Linked DNA regions of Homo sapiens: region 2 is linked to region 1. A link is a contact called in ENCODE Hi-C or POLR2A ChIA-PET data. All regions are on one chromosome and are shown on one strand. The core of a region is the stretch at or near the end of the contact, and the rest is flanking DNA. Distances in the headings are between cores, read along the strand shown.

Region 1 (4,193 bases), core at 1,367-3,866:
CAACAAGACAAATCTGGAAAATGCTTTCTATCTCCGCCATGACTTGTGATAAAATTTACCATTCTCTGAGGGGTACAAATATAAATAATGATCCTAACAATAACATAATAGAGTCACATTTGAGCTATAAAGAAAAAAAGTAAATACTTTTATATTTAGATAACTAAATTATTTTCTAATTCCAAGATTACAGGCATGAGAAGAAAGTGTATGAAGAGGAAAGTCATTTAAAGCACCCATTACATGTTAATTTTTCATTTTCCATGACTTGCCATCAACGAGGGAATGACTTACCTAAAATGATTGTAAAAAGTGGTTTCACTCTTTGATCAGGAAGCTCAGAACACTAACTATGAAGTTAGTAATGGTTTCAGTACTATTGCAAGTCATAATGGAAATGATTTGCACTATGGTAGAGAGAAAAATAAAAAGCTCAAGAATTGTTAATTAACTTCACTGTTTCTCCACAAATGGTAGGAGTATTAAAAACAAGATTGCTGAAGTGCAAACATCAGGATTTAATGAACAATGGAATGTAATTGAAGTAACAGAGAATGACTTAATCGGGACAGTGGGTTGTTTAATTACGGGGCTAATGGATCTTCTGCAAGGACAAACTAAATGGAACAGAAGCAGCCAGCACTGGTAGGCAGAGCACTGTTAAAGGAAGTATACTAGTAAGAAACTCCTGGTGGAGACACCTAGGGCTCTGTTGTATATGAGATATTTTATTAAACGTAATTGTCCCAAAATGGTAACTGCTAGAGAAAGAGACAGACTGGGGTAGGCTGGCATAAACCTTCAATAAATCAAATTGGAGGCATTAATATTTCTGCAGGCATGTACTTGTGCTTTTTCAAGAATTTCTAATAATCTTGAAAACTTTCTTATAGATAGGAGAATGAAGGCAATAATATTTTTGTCGGAACAGTTTTCCAGGGTGCCAAGATGCTCTCTCTCAGATACAGCAGATTGGCAAGCTCGTTTTCTAAGAGTTCAAAAAACCATTTCACACTTAACTTTGATTACAAGTCAACCTTCTCTTGCTAATTCAGCACGCTTGCTACGAGTTATTGGTTTTTCTCATCTCTTCCTGAAAGTGAAGCAAATGTCCCTTCTCCCATGTGAAATCCTCAAACTTTCACTAACTCCTCCAAAGTTCCACTCTTGACAAAACGTAAGCTGAGTGAGTCTGAGATACTCCATCAACAAAATCAAACATGTTCAAAATTTTGCAAAGGGGAAAAAAACCCAGCAGAGCAATAGGTCTTATTATCGGCCGGATGCAGTTGCTCACACCTGTAATCCCAGCACTTCGGGAGGACAAGGCAGGTGGATCACTTGAGGCCAGGAGTTCAAGACCAGGCTAGCCAACACGGCGAAAACCCGTTTCTACTAAAAATACAAGCATTAGCCTGGCATGATGGCAGGTGCCTATAATCCCAGGTATTTGGGAGGCTGAGGCAGGAGAATCGCTTGAACCCCAGAGGCGGAGGTTGCAGTGAGCCAAGACTGCGCCACTGCACTCCAGCCTGCACTAGAGTGGTATTCCTTAAATTAAAAAAAAAAAAAAAAAAAAAAAAGGTCTTATTCTCTTCCAGCTGTCTGATCTGAATTCCTAGATATTAAGGAAAGACTAAAGTCCTGTGTGTGCACAGCCCTACCCCTGGTGCTGACATTAGGGAGGATGCAGATATCAGGGCATTCTGTCTCACTGTTGCCTCATTAAACACCAGCCTGGAATGCTTGATAGAGAAGGATGGTTTCTTATGGTCCTGGAGGAAGTATGGCTCTAGGGGACTTTGCTTGGATTTTTGGCAAGACAGAGGAATTTTCTTCTCAATATGCAAGAAGAGAACATTACTTCCCAGGGCCTCTTTGTTAGTGTCATGATTTCATGTATAAGAAATTGGCAAGATGCCTTTATGTTCTAGAAAATCCCCCACACCTCAGGGAGAACACATCCTCATCTGAGAGGTGTGAAAGCTAACTTTTAGATTGCTATATGAGGTGCTGTGCTTCTGAGCATTTAGCTGAACACGAGTGTGGGGGCCTTTTTTCCAAACGTGTCCCTGCCTTGGCACCAGGTTCTGTCATTTCAAGTGGTTCGTGAGGATGCTCTTGATTTCCGACTTTCCTTTCCTTGAAAGAATCTGCCCCCAACCTCCCACCTCCCCAGCACACAAGGACACACAGAATCAGTTTGTTCACCGCACCTTGGTTTTCAATTACATAAACCACCTCAGGCAAATTTGGGAAATCAAGTCCTAAAATGGCTGGGTGTACATGCTTGGGAGGGGTAGGTGGGGGAAGTGAAAAAGAAGGGGAGGAGGGAAGGGAGGAAGAAAGAAAATTAGAAATATGGTGGTTCAGGCTGGGGGAAATGCCTGAAAGGAAATGAAAAACTTAAATTTTTTATATTGACCTTCTGCTAACAGTTTGTCACACAAGCATAGAACGGATCATGTGCCTTCTCTGCAGCTTCTCGTACAACTGCCAACCATGAAAGGGGGGCTGGGCCAGGCCCCATAAGAGGCACTAACAATCATTTTTAAAGGCAAGGCCCCTAAAAACAAGTGGCCCATTCCTTTTCAAGGCTCAAATCTTATGTACCGGCAAATCTGAATTTGAAAAGGAAGATTTATGTGGATTTCTGAAATCATGATTTTCCATTACCCTTTTCCCCAGGGGCTATAAAGAAAAAAAAATTTCAAGAGTCGACATGAATTCCTTCAGCATCAAGTAACATTATGATGATGAGTCGAGTGTTAACAAATCAGAAACACATGGTCTTAATTGACTGTGAAATAAATAATGTTTCGAAATGAAAGGGAGAAAACACGTTCAGATGTAAAGCATTAAAAAGGCTTCAAAACCTCAAAAGTTGCCTCAGACATCTGACCTCTTCCTGATTCCAACCCATCTTCTCCTTTCCTGTCTTTCCTGTTTGGGTCCGGTGTTGTCTCATGACTGAAATGCTGGAGGATTCCCGACTATAATCATTTGCAAATATTTCTCTTTGGAGACCTTTGGGGCTTCTAAAACGTCTTAAAGTAAAGGCATGAACATCTTCTAGGTTAGGAATAACAAGCCCAGGATCAGCGAAAGGTGAGTCAACAGGCCCTGTGCAAAGTTTGTCTCTTGTTCTCCAAGATACCCAGTGGTGTCCAGGCTGAACACACATCAGAGATATCTGGAAGGTTTACAAAATACATCCACGCCTGGGCTCCCTCCCCAGAGATTCTGATTCAGTCAGTCCCGAGGGAAAGCCCGGGCACTGGTATATTTGCACCTGCATTTTAAACAAGGGTTCAATGAGATCTGGATCAAATGGAATAAAGTTTTAGGTAGCACTCACATGCCTGGCAATGTTCTAAGTGCTTTTTATAATACTGACTCTTAATCCTCAAAACACCTCATGAGATGGGTAGGAACCATGACCATCATTTCCATTTCACATGTGAGGAGAATGAGGCATAGAGAGGTTTAGAAACTTGCCCAACATTACACAGCTAACCAGTGGCAGAGGCAGGATTCCAAAATGTCTGGCCCCAGAGTCCATGCTGTTAACCACTCTACCAACAGTTGTTAAGCAGCACCCGCAGCATCAGGAAGCTGGTTAGGGAAGTGAATTCTCAGGCCACAGCCTGGATTTACTGCATCGGAAACTCCAGCATGCTGCCTAGCGACTGGTGTTTAGTGAGCTTTCTGGGCGATTCTGCTAGATGCTCAAGTTTGAGAACCAATGCAGCCCACTCTCCGGCCTCTCAGATGTGGATGGGTGTATTGATACAATTCAGAACGCTGAGAAGTGTTGACTTTCAGCTCAGCTTCCCGCTCTCGGATGGCAGCTGTGCATGGTGCCATCTTTGATGGAGAAGTGAGCCGCATCTGGCAGTGGCAGAAAACTTGAAACAGCTGACCTACGGACTATTCTCCCACCAGAGGACATAACCATAACACGCTCCACGGCAAAGTGGTGCCTTCTCCAATTAGGGAATGAATTCTTCCCAGATGACACTGCAGTCCCCACCATCCAGAGCAAAGCCACAGAAGACTCAGCTCTCTTAATGAGCAATTCCCAAACCCCACTGTAATCTTTTCCTCCTCCACTAACGAGATCGTGAAGAAGCCCAGAATCTTCATAAAGCTAAAGATCAAACCAAAACACAGCAATCTCTTCTCCAAGTCTC
Region 2 (4,077 bases), core at 544-3,043, 37 kb before region 1:
GTGATCAATGTTATTTGACTTGAAAAAATTTTCTTTCCTAGATGGGGGATTTGGAGCACCAAGGGTAAAAGGTGCCTGCCACAAGAAAAGCTCAAGAGTTGCCAATTATGCTGTTTACTTCTTCTGGTTTAATAGAAGGAAAACACAGTGGTATTAAAACTGGTCATGAGCAGCAAAAATTCAGGAATTAAAAAATCAGCACTAAAAAGACTACAGTATAACTGGATAGAGAATTCTTTAAAAAGAAAGGCATGAATAAAATGGGTATTTTAAATTCTTTCTCCTGCGAGGAATACTTTCAAAAAGTACATAGTAAGACTAAGATACCAAGTTGTATACTAATATTTTTCAGGCCTTGGGCCTCAAATATATATATTTATATATAATACTCCAGTGTGAACAGCAATTCGATAAAATGTAAAATGTATCTTTTTTTTTTTAAATCACACACAAGTATTCATAACCACAGGGTTCACCAGAAATCTAAAGCAAGGAGACACTCACTCATATAGAAATGGAGTTACTCTTCCACAGATCGTTCTGATCAAAGGTTTTGGAACAGAAATGAATTAATGATTTTTTTGTATAATATCCAACATGTCCACTATCAAATACATTTAGTATGAAAAAACAGATGAAGAAAAGGAACATACATTAGGACAAAGTATCTGGTTAAAATGCTGTTCATTTAAATAAAGCCCACTCTCCTTACTTTAGAGCTCCTTGGTGAAATGGAGGTGAGTTTGATGGAGTGCAGTTGATGACCACTGAAAAACACGAGCCCTTTCAACAATGTTGCAACACTGTTAGTTTTTGGTTTAAACACACACACACACTCACAAATGCTAAGTGTACACTACCAAATTCTGCGGTCAGCTTTTCCAAGAACTACTGGGGAAAGTTTCAATGCTGCAAATCCTCGAGGTTGCCCTAACACCCCCACCTTGTTTCCAAATGACTCATTTCACATTTTGTTTTGAGCACTGGCAGTATCCCTTTACAATGCAGAGGTGCAGTGTAGCACAAGTGCTACATAGCTGTAGTTTTCAAACAAAACCACTTATATCATTGTGCTTAAGTGGAGACTGTAGTTACAATACTGACATTCGCTTACTGGCCTTGTATTCTCTGTAAACAAGGAGGCTGTTTGCAACAACCACTTCAACTCTATTTACAGAAGGGTTCCCACGGTATACACACAGGCACAAGGGTTGGTATGCTTTCTAAAAGCTGTGCATGTGCCTTGGTCTCTTAAAAAGACAGTGCCCAAAGTGGAACCTATGTGCAAACAACAAATTAACGACACAGAGTAGCTCAAGCAGCCATTTTGCTCCCAAGTCGTCTGAAGAACTTTGCCAGATTAAGCCAGGCCCCAGAGTGCTTACATCCACTTGCATTTCTTCTTTTCATCAAATAAGACTTTTACATGCAAGAGTTGTTTCTGAGCTTCTTCCAGCCCTCGTTCTCTTTCTAGTTTATTTAGAATCTGTTGACAATTAGAACAGTTATTTTAGATATTGTGGTTTTAGCGTTACAATTCTGTTTTTTGCATACCTGATGCTGTGAGTGGTAAAATCTGTATGAAACAGATGCCAACATTTTCTTCCATCATTTACATACTCACTTTGCAAGTTGTTTTGCTAAGTCCTTATCACAGGATCAACAATACCTTGGCTTAAAATAGAAGCTCGCAAGAAATACCAACTATTTGCTTACAAATATGGGGCCAGGCTTCCTAGGCCCTGCTTTATGCATTATGTCACAGCCATTCCAAGCACAGCAAGCATTCCTGGGCAGCCAACATGCAGGCAAGTATTTCTCCTTAAATGCAGCAGGCAGGGACATCCTGGTCAGAGACAGATCCTTCCCTTCCCTCCCATCTGGGCAGTGTAGTCCCTCCTCGTGCTTCCCTTCTCTCCCCTGACCCCTGGAACGAGGGATGCTTATCATGTTTAAGAACTCATTGCCTCTACCCTACCTTAGAGCTTCACTTCATCTTCAAGTAGCAAATGGAATTGGTGAGCTATTCTCACCATTGACATGGATAGCCTGTCCCAGCATGATTGGGGGGGAATCAGGGAAGGGGGAGTTAACATTTGTTTGGAAACAAAGCATCTGATGAATGTGTCTGTTTGAATTTCCAAAGAAAAAAACCCAGATTAAGGAGAATTAATCATAAAGGAGAATGGTTTATTGAAATAGTCGCTTAAGTTAGAAATATGTCATAATTTCATATAACGATTGAATACAGAATCTAGGCAATTTAACAAGCTTAGCTTTCATTTTTAGCAAATTACAATCAAGCATAAGCTGACCCCATTTAATAGGGCCACTACTTACTCATCAAAGTTAACTTGAGTCAGGGTGGCTGTAGGCCCCATGAACTCAAATGTAAATTCAGGCTGGTCCAAATGTGGGCAGCATGATAAAACTGTAAGGGGGGCAGCCATGTACAGGGTCTGGCTCAGTGCCAGGATCCCCCATCTCAGACAGGCTTCCTGGCTTCCCTTTCTGGCCTTTTGGGATGCCAGAGCTGTTCTGAAACTGACAGAATGCTATAACCACATCCTTGTGCCTGATTCAAAGGTTAAAAACAATGTTATTTAAAATCTTACCTCATCAAAATATTTTACGATGTATTTGTAAATTTCTGTCAAGGCCACTTCTTCATTAAATTCATTTTCATGTTTCTAAAAGAAAGACTTGTTGAGAGATTCTGAAATGACGTAAAGTAACCAAATATAAGCTTATTTCTGCTTTCTAATGATACCTTAGATTCCTGAGTTAAAAATTCTTCCATTTCTGAGGATGACAATGGAGGCAAATCCCTGATTGCTTTGTAATAAGATTTTACTTCTTCTTTGTAGGTTGGGATATCCTTGGCATAGAGAAGCTTATTAGTTGGTGCTTCCTGGGGAAAAAAAAAAAAAAAAAGCAACCATCACCAAAAGAGTAAAAAAAAAAAAAAAAAAAGATGGAGGAATTTATAATATTCCAATGTAGCTGAACCCCCACCACCAACCAGTTTTACCTCTTGCTAACAAGGCTTCATGCAGTAGGCCTTAAATGTTGTTGACTGAATGACTGACTGCTATCTAGATAGTTCTGGTGAGTCACTGTTATTTTCAGGCAGATTAAATGCTAATATATTCTGCCTTCCTCTCATAAAAGAACTAAAATTATTATTTTTGCATGATTTTGAGTTACTGTAACAATGGAACTTATTTCAATCATAGTTCATTACTAATGGTTGTAAAAAGCCTGAATTAAAACATTTGCTCTCATCCTCACCCACCAGTGAATTTGGCATTTACAAAAGACTTGATTGTAGGTCTGATTGAGCCCTTTATATAACCATGAAACTGGTAAGTAATTGGCAGAGGCAGATTTTCCAGCTTGTCCCTTTTATTTCATTAGATTATAGACATCATCCAGTTTCTTCAGGGAAGCACATGGTCATTAGTATTGGTGGCTCTGATGTGTGATTTTGCAGAGGTTCTCTGGCAATTTGAATGATTCTACGTAATTATAACAGTGATATTTAAAAATTAAATATGATTTTATTTTTAAAAATCATTATTTTTCACAAAACTTTAAAAAATTCTACTCAGGGAAGATAGGTAAGTTAATGATAGGGCTAATGTCCCAGCCCATGAGGCTGAATCAATGGCTTGATGAATCATTCTGAAGGATGCCTAGAGACTGAGATATTATTGAGATTTTCTCATTTGTCAAATTTAAGTGGAACCCAGAAATCATGCTATCATTCATTCATTCAATAAACATTATTAAGCACTGGAGCAGGCATTGAGAGTACAATGATAAAGACTAGTGGCTGCCCTTGAGAAGCTTACAATCTAGTTGCAAAGACAGATTTATGAAGTGCTTACTATGATACAAATAATTAGCAGCAGTAGTTGACAGAAAGAGTTGGACAAATCAGAAATCATAATTCTGCTACTTTGTGTGGTTTCAGGCAAGACTTGTAACCTCCCAGAACATCAATTTTCTCATCTATAAAATGAGGGTAATAATAACTACCTTATTTGGTACTTGTGAGGATTAAGTGAAGTGTGT

The links. Hi-C counts contacts between places; a loop is a spot of excess contacts on that map. ChIA-PET counts read pairs that join two places held with the same protein, here RNA polymerase II (POLR2A). Pooled maps may share reads with other maps.
Region 2: a loop to region 1 is called in a pooled map, with 5 times the contacts of the local background. The contact joins two enhancer-like sites. A Hi-C loop is called at or near these places in 11 of 168 maps with a recorded cell type or tissue (B cell, GM12878, Right ventricle myocardium inferior and 8 more), 21 of 37 single-sample maps with no recorded cell type and 20 of 50 pooled maps. POLR2A ChIA-PET finds 5 or more read pairs at or near these places in 17 of 52 experiments (AG04449, AG04450, B cell and 10 more).

What each region holds. Positions count from the first base shown.
Region 1 is chr12:94,265,979-94,270,171 of GRCh38, reverse strand. The region is part of intron 21 of PLXNC1 (plexin C1); the gene reads right to left. It also overlaps a transcript of CEP83 not described here. Among named protein-coding and RNA genes, the nearest start is that of PLXNC1-AS1, 92 kb to the right of the region's middle. Within about 2 kb of position 2,616, at least 4 of the 41 ENCODE cell types and tissues checked have a DNase peak (open chromatin) inside an H3K27ac peak, as active enhancers do.
Region 2 is chr12:94,302,590-94,306,666 of GRCh38, reverse strand. It overlaps PLXNC1 (plexin C1), which reads right to left. Exons shown (of 31, transcript NM_005761.3): 29 at 2,771-2,911; 30 at 2,616-2,690; 31 at 1-1,486. The coding sequence ends at 1,382. It also overlaps a transcript of CEP83 not described here. Among named protein-coding and RNA genes, the nearest start is that of PLXNC1-AS1, 130 kb to the right of the region's middle. RefSeq lists a silencer at 740-839 and an enhancer at 1,454-2,333. Within about 2 kb of position 1,793, at least 3 of the 41 ENCODE cell types and tissues checked have a DNase peak (open chromatin) inside an H3K27ac peak, as active enhancers do.